2 separate regions of the Homo sapiens genome follow, and region 2 is linked to region 1. A link is an interaction called in ENCODE POLR2A ChIA-PET data of the cell type or tissue named here. Cell type or tissue: PC-9. All regions are shown on one strand. Links, peaks and the distances in the headings refer to the core of each region. The heading gives the core; the rest is flanking DNA. Region 1 has its middle 16 kb from the start of SPATA2. Region 2 overlaps LOC105372652 (a long non-coding RNA gene).

Region 1 (5,375 bases), core at 177-5,176:
CCCTCAGTGGTAACATCTTGCACAACTACAGAATAGTTTCACAACCAAGAAACTGGCATTGCCACAGTCCACAGATCTTGTTCCAACTTCATTAGTTTTACAGGCACTCGTGTGTGTGTGTGTTTAGTTCTACGCAATTTTATATCGTGTAGATTCGCATAACCACCATCACAGGGAAGTTGCCTTTTATAGAAGTATTCCAGCTGCCAAACAAAGAAGAAATCATTGAATTGGAATATCTCTATTTTGTAACTTCCAGTGAAATAATGGATCTAAGTGGGAAGTAACAGCCTTAATAGCTGCTAATTCCCCAAAGGGAGAGAACTCGACATAATATGCCTCCTGATGAGAGAATACGCATCAAGTATTCTTACCACAGAGATCAGACCCAAATCCAAGCAAACCCCAACAGCCAGCTACCATGCAATACATGCACACATTCAACACCCTTTCACGATCAAAACACTCAACCACCTAGGAATAGAGGGAAACTACTGCAACACAATACAGGCCATCTAGGATAACAGCTGACAGCATACTCAATGGTGAATGACTGGAAGCTTATCCTCTAAGATCAGGAACAAGGCAAGGATACCTACATTCACCACTTCAATTCGACGTAGTACTGGAAGTTCTAGCCAGAGCAATTAAGCAAGAAAACCAAAGAAAAGATACCCTGGTTGGTAAGAAAGAAGCTAAAATTATCTCATGGATGACATGATCTTATATGTAGATAACCCTGAAGATTCCACAAGAAAAAAACTGTTCAAACTAATAAATAAATTCAGCAAAGTTGCAGGATACAAAGTCAACACACAAAAGTCAGCTGCATTTCCATAAACAGTGGACAATCAGAAAAGGAAATTAAGAAAAAAATCCCATTTATAATAGCATCAAAAAGAATTAAATAGGAATAAATTTAACCAAGCAGCAAGAAAGACTTGTACACTGAACACTATAAAACATGCTGAAAGAAATTTTAAAAGACACAAATAGGGCCAGGCATGGTGTCTGACGCCTGTAATCCCAGCACTTTGGGAGGCCAAGACCTCCCAAATCACTTGAGGCCAGAATTCAAGACCAGCCTGGGCAACACAGTGAAACCCTGTTTCAACAAAAAAAAATTAAGAATTAGCCATGCGTGGCACATGCCTGTGGTGCCAGTTACTTGGGAGGTTGAGGTGGGAGGATCTCTTGAACCAAGAGTTCAAGGCTGCAATGAGCCATGACTGCACCACTGCACTCCAGCCTGGGTGACAGAGCGAGACCCTGTCTCAAAAAAACAACAACAAAACGATCTATACTGCCCAAAGTGGATCTACAGATTCAATGCAATCCCTATAAATGGCATTTTTTACAGAAATAGAGAAATAAAACCATCCTAAAATTCATATGGGATCTCAAGGGACCCTGAATAGCCAAAACAATCTTTAAAAAGAACAAAGGTGGAGGCGTTACACTTCATGATTTCAAAGTATATTACAGAGCTACAGTAATCAAACTAGTGTGGTACTGGCATGAAAACAGGTATACACTCATAGACCAATGGAATGGAATAGAGAGCCCAAAAATAAACCCTCACATATATGGTCAAATGATGTTCGACAGGAGTACCAAAACCACTCAATGGGGAAAGGACTGTCTCTTCACCAGATAGTGTTGGGAAAACTGGACATTCATAAGGAAAGGAATGAAGTTAGACCCCTACCTTATTCTGTATACAAAAATTACCTCAAAATAGATAAAAGACCTAAATGTATGACCCAAAACTATAAAGACAACTTAAGGGGAAACTTCATGACATTGGATTTGGCAATGATTTCTTAGATATTATACCAAAAGCATAGGCAGTAAAAGCGAAAATAGACAAATGGGATTACATCAAACTTTTTTTTTTTTTTTTTTTTTTGAGACAGAGTCTTGCTCTGTTATCCAGGCTGGAGTGCAGTGGCGCAATCTTGGCTCACTGCAATCTTTGCCTCCTGGGTTCAAGCGATTCTCCTGCCTCAGCCTCCTGAGTAGCTGGGATTACAGGCATGCGCCACCACACCCAGCTAATTTTTGTATTTTTAGTAGAGATGGGGTTTCACCATGTTGGCCAGGCTGGCCTCAAACTCCTGACCTCAGGTGATCTGCCCACCTCAGCCTCCGAAAGTGCTAAGATTACAGGTGTGAGCCATCACGCCCAGCCGACTACATCAAACTTTTAAATTTTTGCACATCAAAAGAAATAACAGTATGAAAAAGATAACCTATGGAATGGGAGAAAATATTTGCAAATCATGTATCTGATAAGGGATCAATATCCAGACTATATAAAGAACTGCAAATAAAAAACAAAAAATTTACCCAATTAAAAAGTGGGCAAAGGGCTGGGCACAGTGGCTCATGCCTGTAGTCCCAGCACTTTAGGAGGCCGAGATAGGAGATAATTTGAGCCCAGGAGTTTGAGACAAGCCTGGGCAACATAGAGAGATCCCGTCTCTATTTTTAAAATAACAAAAATTAAAAGTGAGCAAAGGACTTGAATAGACATTTCTCCAAAGAAGATATATAAATGGCCGAAAAGCATATGAAAAGATGCTCAACATCACTAATCATTAGAGAAATATGAATCAAAACAATAAGATATCATCTCACCCCATTAGGAAGGCTGCTATAAAAACAAACAAACCCCAGAAAATAACAAGCGTTAGCAAAGAGGTGGAGAAATGGGGACTCCTGTGCTGCAGGTGGGAATATAAAATGGTACCGCTGGCCGGGTGTGGTGGCTCATGCCTGTAATCTCAGCACTTTGGGAGGCTGAGGCAGGTGGATCGCTTGAGTCCAGGAGTTTGAGACCAGCTTGTGCAATATGATGAAACCCCGTCTCTACTAAAAATACAAAAAAATTAGCCAGGCATGGTGGCGTGCCTCTGTCATCCCAGCTACTCCGGCGACTGAGGTGGGAGGATCACCTGAGCCTGGGAGGTCGAGGCTGCAGTGAGCTAAGATCATGCCAACTGTATTTTAGCCTGGGTAATCGGAGTCAGACTCTATCTCAAAAAAATAAAATATATTAAGTTCAGGTGTACAATAAGAAAATTAATTAAAATATAAATAAAAATGATAAAATGGGTACAGCTGCTATGGAAACAGTATGGAGACTCCTCAAAACATTAAAAATAGAACGCCGTATAGTCCTGCAGTTCCACTTGAACCGCCTCCTCCTCCTCACATAGGACCTGAAATATGTTACCAGTGGAGATTCGCATGTCTGAAAACCTGGACCTACTCCCATCCCTTAAGCTCACCCCTGCCTTAAGTGATTTCCTCTCATCTCTCATTTATGAAGCTGCAGCCTTGAATCATTCCCATAAGAAGTATTTATTTTTCTACTTTTGCACAATATGTGCAAATAAACAGTAGGAAATTGGAGGTAAACAGAGAGAACAACTACTCCCAGTGCTAAAACAACAAGCAGGCTGAAGTAAACATTTAGGCTCTGGCAAACTCTAAAGGACAAATAATCCAGTTTCCTCAACAAACACGTCGCAAGAAAAAAGTTAGATGTGAAGGTAATACTGTCTCAGCCTGTTCAGGCTGCAAAATACCACAGACTGGGTAGCTTTTATACAACAAAAATTTATTTATCTTAGTTCTGGAGGCTGAGAAGTCCAAGATTAAGGCACTGGTAGATTCAGTGTCTGGCAAGGGCCCAATTCCTGGTTCACAGACGGTCAGCTCGCTGGGTCTTCCTGTGCTGGGAGAACTCCATTCTCTTCAGCCCCTTGTAAGGGCACCCATCCCATTCGTGAAGGCCCCACCCACATGACCTAATCAGCTCCCAAAGTGCCCTCCTAATACAAGCACACTGGGGGGATTAGATTTCAACGTTTGTTTTTTCTTGGGGGGACATATGCAGTCCGTAGCAGGTATCATGTTTTAAAAGCCCTCGTCTCTTAGATAAACACTGAAAAATTCACAAATGAGACAGACATCTAGAATTTGCTTCAGAAGAGTTCAGGAGTAGGAAAGTGGATGGCAAGGGTAGAGACAAAACCAGATTGGCCACAAGTTGGTAACTAACTGTTCAATTGCTGAAGCTGGGATTCATTATACTAGTATCACTTTTTTGCTTTTTTTTTTTTTTTTTTTTTGAGACAGGGTCTCACTCTGCTGCCCACGCTGGACTGCACTGGTGCCATCACAGCTCAGTGAAGCCTGGAACTTCTGGCCTCAAGTGATCCTCCCACCTCAGCCTCCCAAGTAGCTGGGGACCAAAGGCATGTGCCACCATCCCAGCTAATTTTTTTTTAATGGGGTCTCACTATGTTGCCCAGATTAGGCTTCATGTCTTTTGTAAACAAAAAGGTTTTAAAAACAGACAAATTAGGCCGGGCGTGGTGGCTCACGCCTGTAATCCCAGCGCTTTGGGAGGCCGAGGCGGGTGGATCACGAGGTAAGGAGATCGAGACCATCCTGGCTAACATGGTGAAACCCCGTCTCTACTAAAAATACAAAAAATTAGCCGGGCGTGGTGGCAGGTGCCTGTAGTCCCAGCTACTCAGGAGGCTGAGGCAGGAGAATGGTGTGAACCCGGGAGGCAGAGCTTGCAGTGAGCCGAGATTGCGCCACTGCATTCCAGCCTGGGTGACAGAGCGAGACTCCGTCTCAAAGAAAAAAAAAAATAGACAAATTGGGGCTTAAGTGAGATAACAGTTTATTTTTCATATAACAGACCTAGAGGCAGGCAGCACGGGCAGGCCATGGGGGCAGCTTCCAGAGCATCAGGGCCAGCTGCTGTAGCTGCTGCCCACCCCTTCCTCGCTTGGCCCCCTCAGCTTCATAGAGCAGCTCCATCTCCAGCCATCACAGCCATTCCAGCCAGGAAGAAGGGCTGGGTGGGAAGGGCAAGCTCCCTTCCTTGAAGGCCATGCCCAGACACCACACAAAGCACCTCTCCATCCAGGGACCAGACAGTCATCTGACCACACGTGGCTGCAGGAAAGGCTAGGGAAGGCAATCTTTACTATAGGTGGCCACAGATTTGAAAACCGGGGCTTCTACTACCAAGGGGGAGGGGATGGAGACTGGGGTACGATTTGGTGTCTGCCACAGCTCTCATCCCTGAGATTGGTAATCTAGCATCCTAGGTGCCACAGATCGGCCAGCAGAGCTAATGCTGTCCAGCTGGTGGGCCCAATGAGGTTTAAATATGTTTGTCATTTACATGTACATGTAATGTACATGAAGCAATCTGCTCTGAAGTCTCTGTTCCCTTTTGGATGCGGAGCAAGCACCTGGCTTCCTTAGCTCTCCCAGGGTAGGTGTGCGTCTCCAGGAAACTGCTACCCCCGACAGCCAGGGTGGCAATGCCGTTTCCTATGCTATAG
Region 2 (5,375 bases), core at 102-5,101, 140 kb before region 1:
CTGGCCTGGGACTCCTAGGCTCAAGCGATCCACCCGTCTTGGCCTCCTAAAGTGCTGGGATTATAGGTGTGAGCCACCGCACCTGACCTCAAACATTTCTTTATGCTGACTTCAACTCCTCAGGCAATGCTTCACTCTTTCAATCAATTGCCAATAAGGAAATCTTCGAATCCACCTATGCCCTGGAAGTCCCTCTGCTTCCATCTTTGAGATGTCCTGCCTTTTGAGGCTGAACCAATGTATACATTTCATGTATTGCTTTATGTCTTTGTTTGTGACTTCCATCTCTCTAAAATGTATAAAACCAAACTGCAACCTGACCACCTTGTGCATATGTCCTCAGGACCCCCTGAGGCTGTGTCACGGGCCATGATCACTCATATTTGGGTCAGAATAAACTTCTTCAAATATTTTACGGAGTTTGGCTTTTTTCCTCAACAATACTTACCTCTCCCTTGCTTCAAACCCTCCCATGGCTCCCCAGTACTTTTTCAGTTTTTTTTTTGAGACAGAGTTTTGCTCTTTTTGTCCAGGCTGGAGTGTCGTGGTGCGATCTCCGCTCACTGCAACCTCTGCCTCCTGGGTTCAAGTGATTCTCCTACCTCAGCCTCCTGAGTAGCTGGGATTACAGGCACCCGCCACCACATCCGGCTAATTTTTGTATTTTTAGTAGAGACGGAGTTTCACCATGTTGGCCAGGCTAGTCTTGAACTCCTGACCTCAGGTGATCCACCCGCCTTGGCCTCCCAAAGTGCTGGGATTACAGGCGTGAGTCACTGTGCCCGGCCACCCCCCCAGTACTCTTAAGACAGAGTTTGAACTCCTCACTGATAAAGACCTGCAAGATCTGGCACCTCCTGGTCCCCTGCCATCACCCATGACCCTTCCTACTTCATACTTGTTCCCCAGCCAGACTGAACTACTTTTAATTGCCTAATATTATTACTAGAAAGGGGTCCTGATCCAGACCACAAGAAAGAATTCTCTCACAAGAAAGAATTCGGGATGAGTCCACAGAGTAAAGCAAAAGCAAGTTTACTAAGAAAGTAAAGGAATAAAGGCCGGGCGCGGTGGCTCATGCCTGTAATCCCAGCACTTTGGGAGGTTGAGGCAGGGGGATCACCTGAGGTTAGGAGTTCAAGACCAGCCTGGCTAAAATGGCGAAACCCCATCTCTACTAAAAATACAAAAAATTAGCTGGGCCTGGTTGTGCGCCCATGTCATCCCAGCTACTCAGGAGGCTGAGGTATCGGAATTGCCTGAACCCAGGAGGCCGAGGTTGCCATGAGCCAAGATCGCACCACTGCACTCCAGCCTGGGCGACAGAGTGAGACTCCATCTCAAAAAAAAAAAAAAAAAAGTAAGTAAAAGAATAAAAGAATGGCTATTCTGTAGGCAGAGCAGCAGCATGGGCTGCTTGACTGAGTGTATTTATGGATACTTCCTAATTATGTGCTAAACAAGGGGTGAATTTTTCATGAGTTTTCCAGGGCAGGGTTGGGGAGCTCCTGGAAGTGAGGGTTTCTCTTCTTTTTAGATCATATAGGGTAGCTTCTGGACATTGTCATGACTCTGGTGGGAGTGTCTTTTCGCATGCTAATTAGTGTATAATGAGCAGTGAGGACAACCAGAGGTCGATTTTGTTATCATCTTGGTTTGGATGGCTTTTGACCTGCTTCTTTACTACCTCTTGTTTTGTCAGCAGGGTCTCAATGACCTGTATCTTGTGATAGGAATCCTGCTGGCCTCTTATCTCAACCTGTGAGAAAGAATGCCTAACCTCCTGGGAATGAAGCCCGTTGGGTCTCATCCACATTTTACCCAGCCCCTATTCCAGATGGAGTCGCTCTGGTTCTAACACCTCTGACAATATCCTATATTACCTCCAGACATTTGCGTATGCTAATTTCTCTCCCTCCTCCCCCATTTCATGTGGCTGTCTCCTCCTTCGTCAGGTCTCAACTCAAATGTTTTCTCCCCCAAGAGGCCTTCCTTGATTTCTTTTCTTTTTTTTTTTTTGAGATGGAGTCTCGCTCTATCACCCAGGCTGGAGTGTAGTGGTGCGATCTTGGCTCACTGCAACCTCCGTCTCCTGGATTCAAACGATTCAGCCTCTTGAGTAGCTGAGATTACAGGCACCCACAAACATGCCCAGATAATTTTTGTATTTTTAGTTGAGACGGGGTTTCACCATGTTGTCCAGCTGGTCTCAACCTCCTGAGCTCAAGTGATCTGCCCGCCTTGGCCTCCCATTAGTGCTGGGATTACAGGCATGAGTCACCGCACCCAACCACCTTCCTTGATTTCTAGACTGGATTCTGAAACCCCTTAGGGCTCCCATTGCACCTTTGTGTTTACCCTGTTGAAACAGCTATCAAACTGGATTATGGTTGTCTGTTTTCAGGACTGCTCTCTGCTCTCTCCTATACTACCTCTAGCTTTTTTTCTTTTTCAGATGTAGTTTTGCTCTGTCACCCAGGCTGGAGCGCAGTGGCACTATCTCGGCTCACTGCAACCTCCGCCTCCCAGATTCAAGCAATTCTCTTGCCTCAGCCTCCCAAGTAGCTGGGACTACAGGCGCACACCACCATGCCGGCTAACTTTTGTATTTTTAGTAGAGACTGGGTTTCAACCTGTTGGCCAGGCTGGTCTCAAACTCTTGACCTCAGGTGACCCAACCGCTTCAGCCTCCCAAAGTGCTGGGATTACAGGCGTGAGCCGCTGCGCCTGACCTCTAGCTCTTTTTTCTAACTGTTGGCCTGCTTTCCAAAAGTTGGCTTAGGCCCATGACTAGGTTCTTGGCTGTAGACTCACAAAGAACTGCTTCCCAGAGACCTCTCCACCACCTCCCTTTTGCAGTTTTACTCCAGCAGTTGGATGTGCTTGGTTTCTCAATCTGACTGGTGACTCTTCTCTGATCCTCTAAGTCCTTTTTTGAGACAGTCTTGCTCTTTCCCCTGCAAATTCCAGGTCTAGGCGTTTTTCTTTTTCTTTCTTTCTTTCTTTTTTTTTTTTTGAGAAGGAGTCTTGCTCTGTCGCCCAGGCTGGAGTGCAGTGGTGCGGTCTGACTCTCTGAAGGCTCCATCTCCTGGGTTCAAGTGATTCTCCTGCCTCAGCCTCTCGAGTAGCTGGGATTACAGGCATGTGCCACCATACCCAGCTAATTTTGTATTTTTAGTCAAGATGGGGTTTCTCCACGTTGGTTAGTCTGGTCTCGAACTCCCAACCTCAGGTGATCCGCTCGCCTCGGCCTCCGAAAGTGCTGGGATTACAGGTGTGATCCACCGTGCCTGGCGGACTTTTGTTCCTTTTAGAAGAAAATAAAAAAAGAATCTAGAGGATTGGTGAAAAATAAAAGATGACAGTAGAACTCTAGGAAGTGTTTTTTTTTTTTTTTTTTGAGACGGAGTCTCGCTCTGTCTCCCAGGCTGGAGTGCAGTGGCGCGATCTCGGCTCACCGCAAGCTCCGCCTCCCGGGTTTTACGCCATTCTCCTGCCTCAGCCTCCCAAGTAGCTGGGACTACAGGCTAATTTTTCTGTATTTTTAGTAGAGATGGGGTTTCACCATATTAGCCAGGATGGTCTCGAACTCCTGACCTTGTGATCCGCCTGCCTCGGCCTCCCAAAGTGCTGGGATTATAGGCATGAGCCACCGCGCCCAGCAGAAAGGAGTTTTAATCATTACTTAATCCAACGCTTTTTTGTTGTTGTTGAAGAGGGAAAACTGAAACGGGAATGTAATTTGCTCAGGATCACATGGCCAAGTTGTAGAATCAGGCTGCACTCTAGCCTGGGTGACAGAGGGGGACTCCATCTAAAAAAAAAAAAAAAGAAAAGAAAGAAAAAGAAATTATTAACAATGAAAATTAAAACAAATAAAAATGTTAGAGGCTAGACTCCACAGCCAGCCCACTCTCACCCTCTGTGTTGTAAATGCTTGCATGAGGCTTCAGGCAACTTTCAGGCTGACAAGGAAGTTTACAGCACCCAGTCCATAGTGGGAGTGTCCTAATGAATGATGAATGCTTATCGTGTGCAACAGCTTTTTCTTCTTCTTCTTTTAAATGACCTGGTCAGCAGGAAGTAGCAAGAGCTTCTTAATAGAACATTGGGGGAGCCAACTGGGAGAGGCTCAACCAGCTTTTGAACCAGAATAATCTCCGAGAAGTCACAGCCTTTTTTGTTTGGCCCTCTTTTCCTGCAGGTGGATTCATTAGAGTACTTTGAGTTGCATGTAAGGAGACTGGGTCAAGAGGGCCTTAAGTGACTAGAGTACTTAGTATTATCTCAGGTAACAATACACCAATAGGTGGACTGTTTCAGGGTTGGCTATTTCAGCGTCTCAGTTCTGGGGTATTGGATTAGCTTGTTACTGGACAGGGGTCCCAATCCAGACCACAAGAGAGGGTTCTTGGATCTCGCGCAAGAATAAATTCAGGGTGAGTCCGCATAGTAAAGTGAAAGCAAGTTTATTAGGAAAATAAAGGAATAAAGAATGGCTACTCCATAGACAGAGCAGTCCTCAGAGTGCCTGGTTGCCCATTTTTATGGTTATTTCTTGATCATATGCTAAACAAGGGGTGGATTATTCATGCCTCTCCTTTTAGACCATATAGGGTAACTTTCTGAGGTTGCCATGGCTTTTGTAAACTGTCAGGGCACTGGTGGGAGTATAGCAGTGAGGATGACCAGAGGTCACTCTCATCGCCTTCTTGGTTTTGGTGGGTTTTGGCAGGCTTCTTTACTGCAATCTGTTTTATCAGCAAGGTCTTTATGACCTGTATCTTGTGCTGACCTCCTGTCTCATCCTATGACTTAGAATGCCTAAGTGCCTGAGAACATATCCCAGTAGGTCTCAGCCTTATTTCATACAGCCCCTACTCAAGACGGAGTTGCTCTGGTTCAAATGCCTCTAAGCTTCTCAAGGATTCCTCATGGTCTCAAAATGGCTGCTACAACTTCAAATGTCACATTCTAGCACAGCAATGTCCAAAGGCTGGAAGAATATGTGTGAGAGAGAAAAGAAGTTGGGAGGTGGGAAAGTTTCTCTCTTTTAATAGAAAGGAACTTCCTTCCCAGAAACCCTCAGCAGACCTCCACCAATGCCTCAACTGCCAGGACTGCTTCCAATGCTTACTCCAAGACTGTCAACAGGATTTCCATGGCTGGCTCAGACCAATCAGAATTAATTTCCTGCACATGACATGTTGTGTTTTGTTCCAACAAAATTAGGTTCTGTTGGCAGGGGAGAAGGGGAATGAAGTAATCAACAGAATCTCTTTTAGGGCTTTATTTATAGGTCGGTGCAAAAGTAGTTGTGGTTTTTACCACTTCTTTTAAAAAATGGCAAAAAACACAGTTACTTTTGTACTAAC

The links. ChIA-PET counts read pairs that join two places held together with the same protein. Peaks named below come from ENCODE experiments on the same cell type or tissue, not always from the same donor. Only the 100,000 strongest peaks of a DNase experiment are listed, where the experiment ranks them.
Region 2: POLR2A ChIA-PET joins it to region 1 with 5 read pairs; 3 of 35 experiments call an interaction of 5 or more read pairs at or near these places.

The regions. Positions count from the first base shown.
Region 1 is chr20:49,896,343-49,901,717 of GRCh38, forward strand. No RefSeq gene overlaps it. Among named protein-coding and RNA genes, the nearest start is that of SPATA2, 16 kb to the right of the region's middle. In PC-9, for the core only: no CTCF peak of the experiment used is centred there; no DNase peak of the experiment used is centred there.
Region 2 is chr20:49,761,275-49,766,649 of GRCh38, forward strand. It overlaps LOC105372652 (a long non-coding RNA gene), which reads right to left. Exons shown (of 3, transcript XR_936825.3): 3 at 3,383-3,814. Among named protein-coding and RNA genes, the nearest start is that of SLC9A8, 49 kb to the right of the region's middle. In PC-9, for the core only: no CTCF peak of the experiment used is centred there; DNase peaks (open chromatin) are centred at 2,307 and 4,037; H3K27ac peaks cover 3,892 bases.